2 separate regions of the Homo sapiens genome follow, and region 2 is linked to region 1. Evidence: read pairs that join two places in POLR2A ChIA-PET (ENCODE). Cell type or tissue: A673. All regions are shown on one strand. Each heading gives the region's core, and the rest is flanking DNA. Links, peaks and the distances in the headings are about the cores only.

Region 1 (10,612 bases), core at 3,272-8,271:
AAAACATAGTTATAACAGGTTATTTTAAGCTGATAACAATTTAACTTTGATCACAATAAAAATGTACACTTTTACTGTACTCCTCCCCCAATATTCTGAATATTTTATTCACAATTTACATCTTTTATATTGCATATACCTTAATTCTTTTCCCATTTTCCTGAGATACTCACCGGCAGTGCTTGTGGCTGCAGAATTATCCAGAGATAACTTTGCCATGAAATATGTTGTTTTTATTATTATTTTCACATTGTTCTAGTATATCAACTTTGGAAACAAAATTCTGTTTTTAGCATTCTGTTTTTAGTAGTGGGATTTTCATCTAAAAAATAGAGTAATTCTCATTCGCTGAAAATGTCAAATGCTAGAAAAGACAGCATTTCTACACGGGATGTTAACATCGTTTTCGAACAGTTCTTGGCCAAAGATTCATTTTATGAATCTAATTTTTCCTAAATAGATAATTTGGATGACTCAGATGATTCAGATGATTCTGATATTAGTTATGTTTAGAAGTAACTTCAAGAACAGTTTTGATATTTTATTTTCACATTGGGAGTCAGATTTGCTTCTGCCTCAAAGAGTGTGTTTATCTAAAATTAGCTTGGCAGCGAGCTATACTCTTTTTCTAAATGCCAAAAGGGTTAAATTATTCTGGCTATTATTTTTAATAGTTGTCTTTTAACCTTCATACTATAGATATGTGATTTATACACCATCATTATAGTATTATTCTAAATTTAACTTTGTAGTTAATTTTACAAGTGAGTATTGTACTTTCAGATGTTTTAATGTTACTTATTAGCACTCTTTTCTTTCAGCTTGAACTCCCTTTAGAAATTCTTGTAACACAAGTCTGGTGGTGATAAACTACCTCAGCTTTTGTTTATATGGAAAAGTCATTATCTCTTCATTTCCAAAGGATAGTTTTGCTGGGTTCAGTATTTTGGGTTGACAGAATTTTTTTTTTCCCTTCAGCTTTTTGAATATATCACCTTACACTAAAAAAACCCCAGAAAAACAAAAAAAAACAAAAAAACTTTTGAGTTCAGGGGTACGAGTCAAGGTTTGTAACATAGGTTAAACTTGTGTCATGGGAGTTTTCTGTGCAGATTATTTCATCACCTAGGCATTAAGCCTAGTACCCATTAGTTATTTTTCCTGATCCTTTCTTTCCTCCCACCCTTCACCCTCTGAAACGCCCCAATGTGTGTTGTTCCGCTCTATGTGTACATGTGTTCTCATTTAGCTCCCACTTATAAGTGAGGACAATGGGGTCCTTGGTTTTCTGTTCCTGTGTTAGTTTGCTAAGGATAATGGTCTCCAGCTCCATCCATGTTCCTGCAAAGGACATGATCTCACTCTTTTTTATGGCTGCATAGTATTCCATGGTGTATATGTACCATATTTTCTTTATCCAGTCTTTCATGAATGAGCATTTAGGTTGATTCCATATCTTCGCTATTGTGAACAGTACTACAGTGAACATCTGCATGTATATCATCTCACTTTCTCCTGGCCTGTAAGATTTTTGCTGAGAAATCAGCTAGAATATTGGAATACCTTATACATTATTTACTTATTTTCTCCAGCTATTTTCAAGATCTTCTCTTTGATTTTTGACGGTTTGATTATAAGTCTTGGGTTACTTTGGATTGAATATGATTGAAGATCTTTAACCTTTCTTTACCTGGATATTTACATATTTCTCCAGGTTTAGGAAGTTTTCTGCTAACATTTTCTTAAGCTTTCTGCTTTTTTCTTTCTCTCTTTTCAAAGTCCTATAGAACTGTTCTTCCCACTCCATTCAATTCAATTTTTCTTACTTTGCTACAACCAGATTCTGTGATCTTTCACCTGATTTCCTTAGTTCTTGTGAAGGTATTTTTCTGCATGGATAGTTGTTCAAATTGATTTTTTTGTGTTTAGGGGGATGACCCCTAGAGAGTCCTTTTCCACCATCTTGTTTCACCACTCTCCTATATCTAGGTTTTGTATATATTTACTTATGTTACTTTATATTAGGTAGATGTTAAAACACCGAAATCTGAATTTTTATTAGAGTGGCCAATTAGATCTAAATTAATACTCAGTTTTACCCTTTCTTGCACATGGAATTCTGAAGTAGGAAAAAACAGCTACAATTAAAGTTGATCTAGTATTAACAATATTCTAATGGCATAAATTTAGAACTATATGAGGAAAACACAGTTTTTCCCTTGATTATTTCTTGGTAAAATCAAGTAATGTCAATCAATGTTTATCTAAATTCTGATCCTCTTGTAAGTACAAACCTTCAGTTTCACCCTAAGAGTCAAAATGTCAAAAATAGACAATCAGTCATAATGAGGCACAGCACATAGTGCTATTGTGAATTTTAGGGATGATTGGGACACAGTTTCTCCTTATAATAGATATATTACTTACATTAAAAAAAAAAGAGGGAAGGTTAAGATTGGCATCATGTCAGATGCAATGCCGAAACTGAAATATAAGAAGAACACACGTATCAGAGAGCGATTTGTGGTGATGGGGTGGGCAGATGTTTGAGAACCAAACAAACTGTAAGAAACAAAGCAAGCCAGAAAATTGACTCAAGTAACCAACATCAACATAAGTTACTCGCATAAGGCACTTATGCTGGTTCAAGGTAAATGCTTTTATCCCTCGTACTTAGAACTGCACTGTCCAAGATGGTAGCCACTAGCCTCATGTGACTATCTAAATTAAATGACACATTAGAAATCCACTTCCTCAACTGTAGTAACTACATTTTAAGTGGTCAATTACTGCATGCAGCTAGTAGCCTCTTATTGGTTAGTAGAGATATAGAGCATTTTAATCATTATAGAAAGTTCTATTACATATCACTGGCCTAGAAATATTAACTGATGCCATCATCAAACCTAATCTAGCATTTTCAGATTAAAGAAAAAAGCTCTGCTAGAGTAGTTCGTCTTCTTGTCAACAATCATAAAACTAAACAAAATATATGAAGCAACTGTATTCAGGCACTGCACAGCAGGCAGTAGAAGAGTGCAATCTTTGAGAGCTGGAAAACGGAAGGTAAGCTCCATTACCGGACCAGCTATCTTCCTGGAAATAATATTCTGACCACAGCACAGTGAGCCAGGGTCCAAGTAGAGCATGGCAGTCATGCTAAGCTGAGAAGTCAGCTGTTAAGAGTTCATGACAATAATAATAATAAAAAAAAGATTTAAAAGACATTAATCAATCACAAAGTATGAACCTAAATTAGAGCTTGTTTCAAACAACATAAAAAAATTATGTCATTTAATCAGCAATTAGAAATTTGTGGCGGCTAAATATTTGAATACTTATGATATGAAATATTTTTACTAAATGTTTACGTACAACAATAATATTGTGCTTTTGTTTGAAAAAAAATACTTATCTTCTAGAAACATATACTCAAATACTTAAGGATTTTGCTTACAAATGATAGTAGGAGAGGTATAGTGGTGGAATGTAGATGGCAATATGGATGGGATGTGGGAAGGGCAAAATTGTACATGGGTTAATGGTTATTGGGGATGCACATTGTGGATATATTTTAGTATTATAGTATTGTGAGTATGTCTGGATTCATTTTATTATCTTGTCTAATTTTGTTTTGTTTGAAACTCTTTGTCATAGAAACTTTAAAATTAAAAGTGAATAATAAAGTCAAAAAAAAAGAGTTCATGACAGCTTGAGTTATTAGAATATATGGAAAGAGACATATATAGTAGCGGCTTTAAACTCTTCAATTATTATACTAGATGAGTTATTTATGGGTCTTTTCTTGACTTTTCTTTTTACAAATGTATTCAAAGAATTAAGGAGACATATACTCTTCATAAATGAACAGAGGGAATATCAGCAGATTAAAAGCATAAAAAGAAAAATTCTAGAACTGACAAGCAGACTTGGAAGTTAAATTGAACTAGAATAACTAAAACAATTTTTCAAAGAAGAGCAAAGTTGATTTCAATACTTTATATAAGACTATGATAATTAATACAGTGTGTTATTGGTGTAAGGGTAGACTTTAGAATCAACAAAACAGTAGCTTTTCCAGAAATAGAGCCACATACACAAGGTCAATGTGTTCTTGAAGATATGCCCAAACATATTAATCAATAGATAATGCATATATTTTCAACAAATATTGTAAACCGGCGACCTATAGTAAGAGAAGAAAAATCTCAACACTTCTTCAAACTGAACAAACATTAATCTGAAATGGATTATAGACTTAAATACAAAAAATAAGACTGTAAGAATTCTTGAAAAAATAAAGGAAAATTGCTGTGCATGAAAAAATACCATAAAAGAAAAAAAACACTATAAATTGTACTTGATCAGGTTAAAGCCTTCTTTTCAAAAGGCACCAAAAGGCACCATTAAGAAAATGAAAAGGCAAGCTACAAAGTAGGAGAAAATATTCACAATAGTCATATTTTTAGGAAAGGACTACTTTCTAGAACATATAAAAACTTCTGTAATACAATAATTAGAACATCAGCCCAAATTTTTTAAAGTGCCTGAAATTTTAAAATGGTTCTCCAAGAAAGATATATAAATGGTTGTTCAGCACAGGAAAAGATGTTCAATATAATTAGTCATCGGCAAAATACAAATTAAGACCACAATGAGAGACCTATGCAGACCCACTAAAATGTTTTTTTTTTTTTTTAATTTACAGTATCAAATAGTGTTAGGGCCGTGGAACAACCACAACTTTCATATTGCTGGTGGGAGTGAAAAAGGTACAGATACTCTGGAAAACAGCTGGGCAGTTTCTAATAGTTACACATAAACATATCCCATGACCCAGCAGTTTCGCTCTTGATAGTTATCTAAGTGAAATAAAAGCATCCCCCCACCACGCCCCACAAAACTACTTGTACACAAATAGCAATTTTATTTATAATAGCTGAAGAGTGGAATCAACTCAAATATCCATCAACACGTGAATGGATTTGTTGGTTTATGTCCTATTGGAAGTGGATGCCAAAACAGAGTATTGCAAGAGTGTATTAGGGGAAACACCTGTAAAAGATGAAAAGGCAAGAGAGCTGGAATAAGATAGAAAATCTTTAAGAACATGATGTGGGCCTCACATCTGTGAAAAGCTGAACCCTAGAATACAAGCTGTGTTCAGTCATCACCCGGTGCCACCCAGAAAAAGGATGACTCATCTCAAATACTGAACAGCTTGTAAAGAATTGCAACTTGAGGCTGTCAGTTCCCTACACTCCTCACATTTGCTTGTTTCCTGAAGGTAGACTTGAGGAGCACACCTCCATGGCTGCCACAATGGATCAACAAACTGATCTATTCATAACATAGATGATTACTATTCAGCTATAAAATTTACTTATTGCAATATCATGAATATACACTGGAAAACGTAGAAACACAAAAGAATGATATTCCTGCTAGTTATAAAATCTTCAAATAACTACATATAAGTGTTACATATACATGTTAGTGAATTTCTCTCGTGTATGTTATACATAATATAACAAAATGTAATTATTATACATAATACGTATGCATTATTTTGCTTGTCCATTTTCATATTACATTAGAACCATTTTTCCACATTCATAAAATTTAAAGTCTACGTTATTTATGCAACAATATGTACCTAATATGTTTCAAAATTCAGGAAGATACTATCTACTATAAAAGTGTTTAGAAATAAGCAAGGCAATATTATGGGGTATTTAGGATCCCCCCACATTTTTTGATTTTATAGATGAAGTTGTAATGAACTTTATGCTTAAGTCTTCCTATTTCTGATAGTTTCCATAGGATGGGTCTAGCAGTATAATTCCAGACATAAACACTTTTAGGCCTTTTGATGTATGTATTTTTAAATTGCTTTTTAGGAGTATTGTACCAGAATAGCTAAGTCTGCATTATCATATATTCCCCAACTTAGAGGAATCACAATATTTTAAACATCTTTGCTAATTTGTTAAGCTTAAGAGTATTAGGTATAGAAATCTTAATTCTTTGAATTTCTTTTATTTTTAGTAAAATGGAATGTTTCAAATGTTCATTGGCTATATTTCCTTTTGTATGGATTATTTGCTTCAACTTTTTGCCTATTAGACTATTTTGCTCTCTTGGGGTCTTACAGTCTTACTGCTTTTCTGATTAATTTTGTTTTTTATATATTTTATTGCCATGTTTTATCATATGCTGCATTGTAGGACATTGTTTAAAGCTATAATTCATGTAATTCAATACCCTTTGGGCATGAAAACAAACATCCATTTATTTTTTGACTTATTAGTTAGTCATTACTTAGGATTGCTGTTTTTATGATTTACCCACAATTTTATCTGAATGCCTTTACTTGCCATTATTTCACATCTTTTAGGGATTTTTATTATACAGATATCTAAATTTATGGATACCACTTGAATCTCAGTGCCACCTCAAATTTTATTTACTTAAAAATATACTAAATTACTCTTTCAACATTTTTCTCTCTCTAAAGACATGCTTTCCCTATTATCCTATATTCAATCAATTTATGTAATGTTTCCCAAAACTGTTCTGTTCTCTCTTGTCCTTCTACATTAATTCAGGCCCCCATTACTTCTAATCAGAATCCTATCATAATATTCCTACTTCCAATCTATTCTTTTTCATGCTGTTCTATTTCTTTCTTTCTGGATTTATCTTCCTAATGCACCCCTTAAATTATTACAGAAGGAGGTCCAAAGTCTCTTTCACTAAGTATTCTTTGAGACTAGGTAGTGCAGCTTCGGAAGCCAGATGACAATATATGTTATATAAGCAGGAAATAGCCATTGTTTCCATTTCTCCAAGGCATTTGGCATTCTGAATGCTGTAGGGAATGTCTTATGATTTGGTCAATTCAAAGATTTTTGAAGCCTTTGGAAGAACTAGCAGACAACACTCCAGTCAATAAGGTAATTGAGTACCTCACTGAGAGTACTGGTGGCAGTGAGACGCTGTACTCAAGTGGCTTGTTAAGTAGTAGACATTTAGTATCCCTCCTTTGCCATTACCTGCCAGGCCCCTCCTTCAGTGGAATTGTCTTCCATTTATTGTCAGACTATGATCTAAAGTCACAGAAGCCTGAAATTATTGGTCTTGTTATGGTAATTAAAATAAAGCATTGAAGATGGTCTGAGTGTTTAGAAATGAACACACAAATAAAAATATTAAGGAAAAACCAGCTTCATCTAAGAAGCAGAATAAATGCAAATATGCATAGATTTGTTTAACATATAAAATTATTGGTGAGGCACAATAGAAATGGAATATCTAATCTCTATAATGTAATGAAATAAAAATTGAAAGAGCCAGAGGTATAGGTCAAATATGACCTTAGGATGGAGAATACTGTAGAACCATATTAAGTGAGATTTCGATAAGGGATTGGGGGAGAGTAGAGGAGAAACTTAGGAAAAGGGAACTTATGATCTAAATTTAATTTGCAAATCCAAATCTGTATGTCTTGAAGTTTTGGAGTACTAACCTGTCATTTCTCAAGTGGACTCTAGTTAGGCAGCTATAGACATAAATCACAAAGCTGCTGTATCTACACTGCCTCATCTAGTTTATTACTCAGCATTGTTACATGAAAAACAGTGGATATGAAAATGAGGAATGCCCATTTTCTTGGTATACTGGGTCAGAATTTAATTTGAGTACTTGAGAACAATGCTGCTTAGAGTATGGTATGTGGATTGATGAATACAACCAACCCTGTTACAGATCTGCAAAAAGATAAATACTATACTTGAGAGTAAGCATTTGCATATTTTTATAGTAATTAGACATTATTGTGACAGCCAAGAGAATGGCTGGTGGATGTCTCCTTCTGAACAGGATCTATACCAGTTCAGTTGTTGAATTCATGGTATGGTTTTCATATGGTACAAACTGCATACTACTATGTCTTGTAAGACAATGTTCTGAGATGTGATGTTTTAAGGTTAGTCTGTCATCTCGCATTCAAAAGGTACACGAATATGAAAAAAAGTAAACATTTTGATAACTTAATATTTCATTACCATTTTGATTTTTGAATAATCAGATATTTTTCCACATTTATTGTTTGCAACTAGTAACTAAGGAAGGAAGTTTTGAATTATTTATTTTGAACAATTTGTACATGGCAAAGCAAACTTCACTGGAATCTCTGTCAAGCAAAGATATCCCTTTCTGCATGTAGCAATAGTAATAAGGCAAGGAGTAAAAATGGAAGTGATTCTGAAGACATAGACAAAAAGATTTCATACATTTAATTCCATTTTGTAAATACATTTGAAATGAGAAAACTACAATGTATTATTTGCGAGATTGACTGGCTAATAAAGCAATGAAATCACCAAAACCTAGGTGGAATTTTTATACAAAGCATTATAAAATAAATTCAAACAAAATAACTTGAAAGAGTAGGTAGTGAATTATAAAGTCAACAGATGTTTAGTGTTTTATATGTGAATATTAATAATCTAAAAGGCATTATTTCAATGAATAGTTTTTATGATTCTTTTTGTTTTTAATGTATGATCTGATTTTTTATAATGATTCTGTTTATTGAATCTAATAAAATAGATATTATATATTTTATACTGATTTCTATTGTATATTATTGGTATTAGTCTATGATTGTCATGAATAACAAATAATATCCTTTGATAATTTAAGAAGCTCTTCTCCAAGCAGCCTGTGTTTTAGCTTGGTGTTTCTCAGACTTTAATATGCCTAAGAATCATCTGGTGAATCTCGTTAAAATCACATTCTGACTCAGTGGATTTATAAAGCCTGAGTTTCTGCATTTCTAAAGCGTTGCCAGATGATGCTAACACTGCTGATCCACATAACACATTTTAAGTATCAAGCCATTATATTTCTATTATTTACTATCTCCCTTTGCTAATATGGAAGAATTTCAGTGTCTCCAGAAAAGAGGAGAACAGGAAACCAACAGATGATGAAAGTTTTGAATGTGGATATCTTTAATCTAATTTCACATAGAAATATTATCAGGAGATTTCCGGAATAGGGTCAAGATTCTGCATAAGCCCAAAAGGAAATGCTCTTATGTTCTTCCTTTAGGTAATCAGGAGTATGTTCTGTCCAGCTATGTTAACACTTTGACCTGTGAATCAGACTAAAGGGCTGGCTCCTCTTGACTTAGTGAAGGAGTCTCAGTATTCCTGGTGACTGCTGGCTAGCTGCTTCCGTCTGTAAATATCTTCCTCTAGAGTGAAACTGTGCATAAAACAACAAGAGGCAGATCCAAAGCCTGAATGACAGCTTTCCCTGATGGTCACTGATTATAATATGTGATATCGACACACACAGAATAAATGGTACAGGGAGCTTACAGATTCCAGTAACAGCAATGTGGCATGGTCAGACTAAACCTCTAGCACATACAACAAAAACTAAGATACCAGATATAAAATCTAGGATATATATGTAAAATCACCAAACTATATGAATGTGCTAGCTAGTGGTTAAAATCTGGCAGAAACTGTAGGGGATTCTTCATTTGAAAAACAGGAAAGACAAGACCTTAGTTATATGTGTAAATTTAAAGCATTTTTGTCTGGTGCATTCCCTAAAGTCCCCATGGCTCAGGGCATCAGAAAACTGAAAATAATGTATCTTTTATTTGGTATATAATCATTTAGGATTCTTATGTCTTCTTGATGGATTGACATGCCTACTGACTTTTTGTCAGTAGAAGATAGATTTGAGACTGGCAAAGCAGATAAAAATTAAGGGGCAGAGAATCTTGGAAGAGATCATATAGGTAGGAGCTCCAAAATCCGCATGTAAAAGTCACCAAAATTCTTGGCTAATTGTTAAACTATGCGATTGCAGGAAGAAATAGCAAGGTCTGCTGCAAACTCAGAAACTTGAAGCTGAAGAGGTTGAGCAGAGATTCTATTTGCTTTATTGGAATCACTGTCATAGATATAAACAGGGAAGCCTGAATTTGAAGTTTGAATCCAGCCAAGTTAATTGCTTAGTAAAATGAGAATTATTCTTCAGAGGAAGGCAAAATTCAGAGTCTCCACCATGTATCCTCCATCAATGTACCCACCATGATTTTCAGTGTCCAAAAAGGGAGTTAAACATCCCAATCTTACACTTACGGGATTTTCAGAGACTATGGGACAAAACCTTGTCACTCATGCAACACTTTGCATATAATTTTATAGATAGGTTAAAAGCATTGAGAAAAACCCATATTAAATACTAATCAAAAGAAAACTTCAGTTTTTATTAATATCAGACTAGTCTTCAGAGCAAAGATAATTATTAGGAAAAAACATGTCAATCCATCAAGAAGACATAACAATCCTAAATGATTATATACCAAATAAAAGATCTTCATAATACATGAAGTACAGATGTGTAAAAAAAAATGGATGGAACTAACAGTAGAAGTCACAAATGCATGATTATAAGTGAAGACTTGAATTACCTCTCAGTAATCTATGGAACTAATACAAAATTAGCAAGGATGTATAATAACTAATAACACCATCTACCAATTGGATTAAATAGATATTTAGAAAATACCCCACACAACTTCAGC
Region 2 (10,612 bases), core at 3,367-8,366, 750 kb before region 1:
TAAACTCAGTATACATTGGGCATCTACTATTCTGGGTGCTGGAGATTCAAAATGTGACATGGCTCTTGCTGCAAGAACCCCATGCGCTGTCTACCCTCCCTGTTCCTCTCTCCCTTCCTCATCTATTTAGCTCAGACCCCTGCCTCATTCTCTCACCCACCTTTTTGGCGACACAGAGTTCTCAAGCCTCTTGCCTTTCAGCTGGCCTGGAGATCTTGGCTCAATTTACTTTGCTTTCTGCCTTTCTGCACCCTTGCTTGCCTGGGGTGCTGGATGCTCCTGAATAAAGTCATGTAGACCTGGCAATTGGTGTCTCTGCAGATGTGTCATTTCATCTCATCTGACCCCTTATTGCAGCCTGGCTGCCTATTTACTCAGCTCAAACCCCTCTGTCTCCATTCCACTCAGTGACTGTTTTAAACATTTGCTTGTCTTCTGTAGACCCCCAGTCCATTTTTTTTTCCTCTCTCTGGCTTGCTTTCCATTTTAGAGAGATGTATACTTCCTAAACTTCTTTTTGGTCCCTCTCTGGCAAACTCATCTGCTCTTTTACTGAACCTTGTTTTGGTACTAGGCCATTTACCTTCAATAAGAAGCAACTTGAGACAGCCTAAACTTGATCTGATACTGTCTATGGAGATGGTGTGGGTACCACTGTTCATTATATCACATGCTTAGTGAGGGACAGTGGGTGAAAGTTCTCACAAGTCTCAGAACCAGGAGTTGCTGTGATTTTTTTGGAGCAACTATTTCATATGTATTTCTACCTATATTTACTCTAGCCTCCTTCCTTCCTTCCTTCCTTCCTTCCTTCCTTCCTTCCTTCCTTCCTTCCATATTTTCTCTCTTCTCTTCTTTTCTTGGTCTCACTCTGTCACCCAGGCTCGAGTCCAGTGGCACCATCATGGATCACTGCAGCCTAGACCTCCGTGGCTCAAGTGATCCTCCCATCTCAGCCTCCCAAGTAGCTGGGATTACAGGGGTGCATGCCTCCATCCCTGGCAAGTTTTTGTATTTTTTGTAGAGATGGGGTTTCCCCATGTTGCCCAGGCTGGCCTCAAACTCATGAGCTCAAGTGATCCATCTGCCTTGGCCTCCCAACGTGCTGGGATTATAGGCATGAGCCACTATCCCTGGCCTATTTACTCTAATTTATATCTCTTTATGGATATTTAAGTCTTCACCAGAACTTTCCTTTGGATGAAAGGAACCTCAGAGTTAAATCTGTGCTTTACTACACAGCATAAGAGTGGGCGCCAACTGGGTCTATAGCAAGACACACCAGAAAGGGAGTTGGCCACCTACTCAGGGCATTGTTGTAGCAAAAGGATCCCTGGGCTGGGCGTCTTGCACCTACAATCTGCTCCTAGCTCTGTTCCTTGCTGGTTGTGTATTCTGGAGCAACTTGCATTGACTTTCTTGGTTAGTAATACAATAACATGCCTCTTCAAATCTCCTACCATTCCCTCTCATTCATCGCAAAATCGGTAGATATTTTTAATGAAAGTTCTTATAAATTCTGGATAATGTCGGGGCTCATGTCACATGAATACCAGAAGCCCTTTGAAGAAGACAATTAGAAAGAAGCAAGAAAGTTATGCTCAAAGTGTTACCTTTTCTGTGTTGGAAACCAAAGGCTTGCTTTGCTACATGTTGTATGCAGCCTCCAGCATTGAGGGCTGGGGGAAGGGGGCCAACATATACCGGTTTAGGTGTATCTAACGTTGAGAAAAGCAGCATTTTCAAGGCATGTGAAATATCCACCCTAAAATGTCTCAGTACAGTAAGTGAGGCCTCAACAGATAATTAAAAAGAAAGAGTCATGTAGGGATTTTAGGGAAGGAGTCACAATGTAACAATATGATTGAACCCCTTTCAGGAATGACATACTAGATGTCAGTCTGTGGTTTTGCAGCAGGTGAAATAGGATATTGCATCGTGGTTCAAAGGGTAGGCAAGACTTCAGATGCTTTTTGGTGAATGTCTCCTTGTCCTCTATTCTCTAGTAAATCACCCTAATGCAAGAGATGTACCCAGAGCAACTTGTTAGTCAAACTGTTTGTTTAACACTTTAGAGTGTCTGGCTGGTGACGTTTTCGGTAATTTACAGCCTTGCTCATTGTGCTGACAAAATATTTTCTCCTGCTCTGAATTGCTGCCTTTATTCACACTGCCTGAATATGAATTAAATGACCTTTAATTTCTGTGGAGGAATATTTTACTATGTAGATGCTTTGTATTTTGATATCAGTTTGGAAAAACTGCTCTCTGTGAAATGTATTTTGAATTATTATTGTTTCTATCTCCTTTTCCCTTTCAAGAAAGAGTTGTATTTATCTCTTTTTCTCAGAGCTCAGGCTTTCCCAGGAGGAAAGGTGCTGAGGCAGCTCCCAATCTAAGAGTGGTATTTAATTCAAAAAATATCCCAAGTCAAGGATTGTGTTCCAAGATCCCAGGATGCCAGTTACTCCATGAGAAAGAGTTCCCTAGGCTTGAGGAGTTCCTTTGGAGTCAGAGATTTTAGTGGTCATGGTTCATTGTCTATCCAGGATCCATTTTCTCTACTTCTCACTTCCACATACAATTTTGATTTTCTTCAGGCTTCCTCCCGCCCCTTCCTCATGCAATGACTTGAAGCTGCGGAGGCTGACACCAGCCTTCTCTACAGGTGGGTCCTGATTCATGTGAACCAGTCATGGAATTCCCTCCTGCTCGTCAGTGATTGGTTCAGAGGTGGGCACATGAACTAAAGGGGACCAATCAGACTGAAAGGAATGACTTGTCAGAGTTTTGCTCTTTCTCAGTGGACATGAAAGACAAAGTACCTTGCTCCAGTTGCTGCTGCAGCCATGTTGTGACCATGAGGGTGCCTCCATGTGAGGACAAAGCTGATATGCTAAAGAGGGAGGAACAGAGAAAATCTCAGGGAGAAAGAGACCAAGCTTTGCTCTCTCCTTGAGCCTATTCTACCTCTGAAATTTTGCTATGTAAAACAACAAATTTCCTAATTTTGAAACCTATATGAGTCAGGCTTTCTCTTGCTTCAACAACGTATTCAGCATATGTCCGCTATGTGCCAGGCACTGGCGTAGATACTAGGTATGCAGCAGGGAACAATATGGTCAGAGTGTTTACCTTCATGAAGCTGGCTTTATGGTAGCAGAGAAAACAACACACAGATAAACCTATACTATAGCGCCAGGGAATAAAGCAGGGTAAGGGGATGGGGAGTGTTGCCGGGGGTCCTGTGTGTGAGAGGCATGCTATTTGAGGCAATGTGGTAAAAGAAGTGAATAAAGTGAGAGAGTGAGCCATTAAAATATCTGAGGAAAGAACTTTCCTGGCAGGGGAAACAAATTCAGAAGTCCGAAGGCAGGAATGTGCTTGGTGCATTTTAGGAAAAACCAGGAGGCTGATAGAGCTGAGTCGGGTGGAGACTGGTGATAAGAGGGCGGCAGTGGTGGGAACATAAGAGTCCCTGGAGGCCAGGGTAGGGACTAGGAATTGTCTGTTTAACTACTGGAGAAAGTTGAGAATGGGTATTGTTTGTAGCACAAAGCATCTTAATGAGCACAGAGGTAAAGTAACTCGGGCTGAAGATAGAATCTGGGAAGACCACTCTCTAATAGCAGGGCCTGCTTTGAGCCTTTGAATGGTCATTGTGCCCATTTAGTCTCCAAGGGACTCATCAGACTAAGCATCTGTTGCTGAGTTTTTATAGTTTTGAATAATCAAAATTCAGTATAACTATACACATATATATATGTATGTATATACATATGATATTGAGAAAGTACCCATTTTTTCCTTTTGGACTAAGAAATTAAGTATTATTTTAAGTCAAAAATAAATGTTGCATCTATTTTATCATATGCTTTTGCAGCCTCTGTTGAGATGATATCATGTGTTTTTCCTCCTTGGGTCTATTAATATGGAGAATTATATGAACAGATTTCCTGTTACTGAATCATCCTTGCATTTCTGGAATAAGCCCAACTTGGTCATGGTATGTTATTTGTTTAATATGTTGCTGAATTCAACTTGCTGACATTTTCTTTAGCATTTTTACATAGGTACTTATAAGAGAAATAATATAGGTTTCTTTTCTGATGTTCTCTTAATTTATTTTTGTCGTTGCATTAGTGTCTTTGTAAAAAGAATTGGGATGTTTTCCTCTCTGGGATTGTTTAAATAGTGTCATGATTTTCTTTCCTTGAAGGTTTGAAATAATTAAGTTTTAATGGCAAACACAATCCACTCACCTTAAAAAATTAATTATAATTTATGACTTTCCAGTTATGTCCATAGGCTTGCATAATTGTTAAACAGGTGTAGCTCTAGCATTTATTATGTATAGTTCTGTATTCTGATTTTCCTCCTTAACCTAATGTCAAATGTTTTTCCACATGCTGTAGTCTTTATAATAATTTTAATGGATAGGTATTATTCCATTGTGTAGATGGAGCATACTTTAATATTTTCCTATCCTTGTGTGAGTAGGATGTTTTCTGTTGCTATTTTTATAAAATAATGCTGTAGTAAATATATTTTGCATATATTGTATTCTCATTTAAATTCTTTTCCTTTAAGATAAATTGCCAGGAATGGGAAGGTAGAAAACTTTCTATGACCTTTGACACATATGGGCAAAGTATTTTCCATAAGATTTGTGTCAATTTGCGTGGGTTGTAGAATTTGGGTACATTATTTGCATAACATCATTGTCAGTATTGGGTGTTATTTTAATATATTTTTCTGTTATTAGGTATAAAATGGCACCATAAACATCTTCTAGTCCCGTCTCAAGGGTGGGGAAAGGAAGAGGAGAACTTTCCTTTAAATGCTGCCCATCCCGTTGAGCCTAGGGAGTTGATTTTGTTACTCTCATTTCCCAGGTGTAGAAAGAGTTAGGCCTGAGCTCTGAATGGGTTCCCACTCCCAACTATTGGCTGCGTTGTACTAACTAAAGCTAACTCCCAGAACTCAGACGTTGTCACCTTTTGTTTTTGTTTTGCTCTTTAGTTAATGTTGATTGAGTTCTTATAATAGACTAAGCACAGTGCCTTAACTGTATTTGCTTCCAGTTTGTTACCAAGCAAGACACAATGGCTGGGAACATGAGATTCTATAGGCAAGAGCCTGCCCTTTTAAAGATGAAAGAGCTACCTTTTAAAGATAAAATGCTTTCCATCTTTACTTCCTCACTGACTCTCCTGATTTTGTGACTATGTACACAGATCACTGTCTTCTGAGTATTTAGGTAGCTGGCTTAGGGAGGGGAGAGAAATCTTGGCTCTTCAGCATTGCACTTGTGGTTCTTGCCTAGTTAATTCATAAAAAGCAAAACACGACTTGCCACCTTAGCAGAGAAGACAGTCTTATTTTTGTGAAATCAAAGTGCTTTGTAACCATGACGAATTTCCAATGTCAATAAACTGTCCCCAGGGAGAGGTTCTGATTGCAAAAGCCTCCCATAGAATAATCGAGCTCTCTTTTTCTCAAGCTGCGATGCTCACATTGGTGGCGTCTCCAGCCAGGAGGCTGATCTCACCCGCCTTGCCAGGGACTCGGAGAAGGATAATTGGAAAGCAGAAGTCAGTCAAGACTATTTCTATGGTTTTTAGTTTTAAAAGTGAACTGGGGACATTCAGAAATATAAAATACTCTTCATAGTGAGGCAAGGAAGCAAGTGGTAGAGTCTGGAAACCAGATTTGTGCTCTGAAGTGAGTAAAGTGAAAGAGGGGACAGAGAGGGGAAAGGAGTGGGTTCTTAGATAAAAGTTGGTTTTGAGTGACATGCTAAAAACTGGTAATTTTTTGAAACAGAAGCATGTCAGAGTTGCTATTTCTCTCCCTCTTGTATATGAATATACCATTGTTTAATAAATATTTATTGAACATGTAGACATTCTTAGTTGTGTATTTGATCCTGGGAATACTAAATCAAGATTCTGTCCCTAGCTTTAAGTTAATTGTGTTTAATGTGAAAAAAAAATTTCATGAACTTAAAAATGGTGATTGTTAGGTCAAGGCGCTGTGGGATCCCTGAGGAGATAAACACTTGGGTCTAAATTAGTAGGTACTAAGCTACAAGGCTCTGTATTCGACTTTTTGCCCCTTTTCTTTACTCCACATAATTCCTGGAAGATCTTGTTCATCCCAAACCATTTCTACCACCCCAGTGTGCAAACAAAACAGTTGTTTTCTTTCTTGCCCCAACCTCTTTTTGGAGTGCAGACCTACTTTTCTACCTGTGAGTAATCTCTGCTGTACTGTCCGGCAAATCTTTCAAAGTCAACAGAGTGCACTCACCTGCTCCCAAACCTCTTCCCCCAAACTCCCCTGCTGGTCAATAGTACAACCGTCTATCCCATCAGCAAAGCCAGACAAGCCACTGGAGATGTGTCCTCCTCCATCATCCTTTTGTAACTAGATCCTGTCAAGTGTCAACCTCCCAGATAGATTTTGATTGCTCTTTCTCCTTTTTTTTTTTTTTTTTTTTTTTGAGACAGGGTCTCGCTATGTTGCCCAGGCTGGAATGCAGTGGCATGGTCATGACTCACTACAGCCTCAAACTCCTGGGCTCAAGCAGTCCTCTCACCTCTGCCTCAGCTTCCCAAGTAGCTGGGACTACAGGCATGTGCCACCATACCTGACTAATTTTTGTATTTTTTGTAGAGATGGGGTCTCACTATGTTGCCCAGGCTGGTCTTGAACTCCTGGGCTCATGCAGTCCACCTGCCTCAGCCTCCCAAAGTGCTGGGATTATAGGCCTGAGTCGCGGTGTCTGGTCTCTCTCCTCTTTTATCCACAGTTCCATTGTCTTCTCAGGATTTCTCCCCTCATTAACTCAGTGGTCTCATGTCTGGTCACTGAGTCTGAATCTCACCTTCTGATTCCTATCACACACACACTTTAGTTTTCAGGATTGGAAGGATTTGTTTAAAACTCCTATCTGAAGGCCAGGTGCAGTGGCTCATGCCTGTAATCCCAGCACTTTGGGAGGCCGAGGCAGGTGGATCATGAGGTCAGGAGTTCAAGACCAGCCTGGCCAACATAGTGAAACCCAGTCTCTACTAAAAATACAAAAAATAAGCCAGGCATGGTGGCAGGCACCTGTAATCCTAGCTATTCGGGAGGCTGAGGCAGGAGAATCACTTGAACCCAGGAGGCAGAAGTTGCAGTGAGCCGAGATCACGCCATTGCACTCCAGCCTGGGCAACAGTGTGAGACTCTGTCTCTAAATAAATAAATAAATAAATAAATAAATAAAACTCCTATCTGATCATTTCACTCCTCTGAATAAGATCCTTAGTGTCTTCCCAGCAGAACCGGACCCTGCTCACCTTTGATGTGCCCTTCCTCTCCTATTACTTCTCCCTGTGGCCAAATGACTTTCAGTTCCTGAACTTTCTGAGTTATCCCTTAATTCTGAGCCTTTAAGTGTGTGCAGAATGCCCTTTTCTTTCTCTTGGCATATTTACTTCCCAGCTCTTCACATGCTCAGAGGACATTTCATCCCGGAAAGCTTTCTCTGCCCCCTCCAGGCTTGTTTAAGTGCCCTTCTAACCCGTAGCTCCCTACACAAATCTCTGTTATGGCATTTAAAATTGTTGTAATTGTTGGCTTATTTTTCAGCTGTTTCTTTAGACAAAGAGCTACTGAATGATAGGGACTTTTAGTATGTTTTACATCTCTATCCCAGAACCTGGAATGGTGCTCGACAGATGACTATAGGATGAATGTTGCTGAAAGAGGCAATTAAACCCTCATTCAATGAATATGGTCAAGAATCTAGGACCTAGCAAATTATATTCTAATAGATCTTATAGAAATGACAACAAAACTATTTTTGTGAACTTTCAAAATCATGGAGGGCAGCAGTAGTGCCAAGAGATCAATGAATGTTGCCCAAATTAAAAAAAAAATCAGAAGATGAGTTGTTGAAATTACAAAGGTAAGCCTGAAAGGTATATATTACTTAGGAAGGCAATATTCATTGGCAGTCAACATGAGCTCACCAAAACATCATGTCAAACTAAAAAAAAAAAAAAAAAAAAAGAGACAGAGTTTTGCCCTGTCACCCAGACTGGAGTGCAGTGGTGTGATCACAGTTCACTGTGGCCTCAACCTCCCAGGCACAAGTGATCCTCCCATCACAGCCTTCCTAGTAGGCTGGGACCACAGGCATGCACTACCTAATGTTTTAATCTTTTGTAGAGATAAGGTCTCACTATGTTGCTTAGGCTGGTCTTAAACCCCTGGGCTGAAGTGATGCTCCCACCTTGGCCTCCCAAAGGGCTGGGATTACAAGTATTAGCCACTGTGCTGGAACAAAAAAAATTTTTTGAGAGGTTTATGAAGCCATTAGATAAGGATATAGTGCCTCTTGATTTCAGAAAAATGTGTAAAATACCTTATATCTTTTTTTGGCACAATGGAGGAGAGGGCCAACGTACATGGGGTCACTACTGATACTCCAGGGGCTCTGTCTGTGGCCCTGATATGGTTTGGATTTGTGTCCCCACCCAAATCTCATGTCGAATTGTAATCCCCTATGTTGGAAGTTGGACCTGGTGGGAGGTAATCGGATCATGGGGGTGGATTTTCCCACAGGTGCTATTCTTTTTTTTTGAAACAGAGTTTCACTCGTCACCCAGGCTGGAGTGCAATGGCGCCATCTCGGTTCACCACAACCTCCGCCTCCCAGATTCAAGCAATTATCCAGCCTCAGCCTCCCAAGTAGCTGGGATTACAGGCATGCGCCACCGTGCCCAGCTAATTTTGTATTTTTAGTAGACATGAGGTTTCTCCATGTTGGTCAGGTTGATCTCGAACTCCCGACCTCAGGTGATCTGCCCACCTTGGCCTCCCAAAGTGCTGGGATTACAGGTGTGAGCCACCGTGTCCGGCCCCCAGGTGCTATTCTTGTGATAGAGTTCTCATGATATCTGGTTGTTTAAAAGTGTGAGACACTTCCCTCCTCTCTCTCTTCCTCTTGCTCCAGCCATGTAAGATGTGCCTGCTTCCCCTTCACCTTCTACCATGATTGTAAGTTTCCTAAGTCCTCCCCAGCCATGCTTCCTGTACAGCCTGTGGAACCATGAGCCAATTAAACCTCTTTTCTTTATGAATTACCCGGACTTAGGTATTTCTTTATATCAGTATGAGAACAGACAAATTCAGGCCAGATCTATTGTGACCAGCCCTTTCCCTTTTCCCCTTGAAATTCTTCAGGAAGGGGGGCCATTGGCAAGTTTTGTTTTTTTTTTTTTTTTTTTTTAATTGGATGAAGGAGAAAATATTCTGCTTGGGGTTCAAAAAAGGTGTTATATATGTGCACATTTACTTTGTTTCCTTTTTCTCTCCTTGACCTTCTGAGGACATGATAAGGGCCTAGGTGAGACCTTTGGGTACAATAAAGGAAAAGATTATAAAAACTTATTTATTTACTTATTTTTAAATTTTTTATTTCCATAGGTTATAGGGGACCAGGTGGTATTTGGTTACATAAGTTCTTTAGCGGTGATGTGTGAGATTTTGGTGCACCCATCACCCAAGCGTATACACTGCACCCAATTTGTAGTCTTTTATCCCTCACCCCCTTCCCATCCTTTCTCCCTAAGTTCCTAAAGTCCATTGCATCATTCTTATGCCCTTGCATCCTCATAGCTTAGCTCCCACTTATGAGTGAGAATATATGATGTTTGGTTTTCCATTCCTGAGTTACTTCACTTAGAAGAATAGTCTCCAATCTCATCCTGGTTGCTAGGAATGCCATTAATTCATTCCTTTTTATGGCTGAGTAGTAGTCCATCTTATATATATACCACAGTTTATCCACTTGTTGACTGATGTGCATTTGGGTTTGTTTCACATTTTTGCAATTGCGAATTGTACTGCTATAAATATGTGTGTGCAAGCATCTTTTTTGCATAATGACTTCTTTTCCTCTGGGTAGATACCCAGTAGTGGGATTGCTGGATCCAATGGTAGTTCTACTTTTAGTTCTTTAAGGAATCTCCACACTGTTTTCCATAATGATTGTATTAGTTTACATTCCCACCAGCAGTGTAAAAGTGTTCCCTGTTCACTGCATCCATGCCAGCATCTGTTATTTTTTGATTTTTTGATTATGGCCATTCTTGCAGGAGTAAGGTGGTATCGCATTGTGGTTTTGATTTGCATTTCCCTGATCATTAGTGATGTTGAGCATTTTTTCATATGTTTGTTGGCCATTTGTATGTCTTCTTTTGAGAATTGCTTATTCCTGTCCTTAGCCCACTTTTTGATGGGATTGTTTGTTTTTCTCTTGCTAATTGGTTTGAGTTCATTATAGATTCTGAAGATTAGTCCTTTGTCAGATGTGTAGATTGTGAAGATTTTCTCCTACTCTGTGGGTTGTATGTTTACTCTGCTGACTGTTCCTTTTGCCATGCAAAAGCTCTTTAGTTTAAATAAGTCCCAGCTATTAATCTTTGTTTTTACTGCATTTGCTTTTAGCCTCTTGGTCATGAAATCTTTGCCTAAGCCAATATCTAGAAGGGGGTTTCTGATGTTATCTTCCAGAATTTTTATAGTTTCAGGTCTTAGGTTTAGTTCCTATATCTAC

What was found. ChIA-PET counts read pairs that join two places held together with the same protein. Peaks named below come from ENCODE experiments on the same cell type or tissue, not always from the same donor. Only the 100,000 strongest peaks of a DNase experiment are listed, where the experiment ranks them.
Region 2: POLR2A ChIA-PET joins it to region 1 with 5 read pairs; 1 of 35 experiments calls an interaction of 5 or more read pairs at or near these places.

What each region holds. Positions count from the first base shown.
Region 1 is chr14:62,587,672-62,598,283 of GRCh38, reverse strand. No RefSeq gene overlaps it. Among named protein-coding and RNA genes, the nearest start is that of KCNH5, 450 kb to the left of the region's middle. In A673, for the core only: no CTCF peak of the experiment used is centred there; a DNase peak (open chromatin) is centred at 5,193; H3K27ac peaks cover 5,000 bases.
Region 2 is chr14:63,337,429-63,348,040 of GRCh38, reverse strand. No RefSeq gene overlaps it. Among named protein-coding and RNA genes, the nearest start is that of GPHB5, 24 kb to the right of the region's middle. In A673, for the core only: no CTCF peak of the experiment used is centred there; DNase peaks (open chromatin) are centred at 3,970 and 5,480.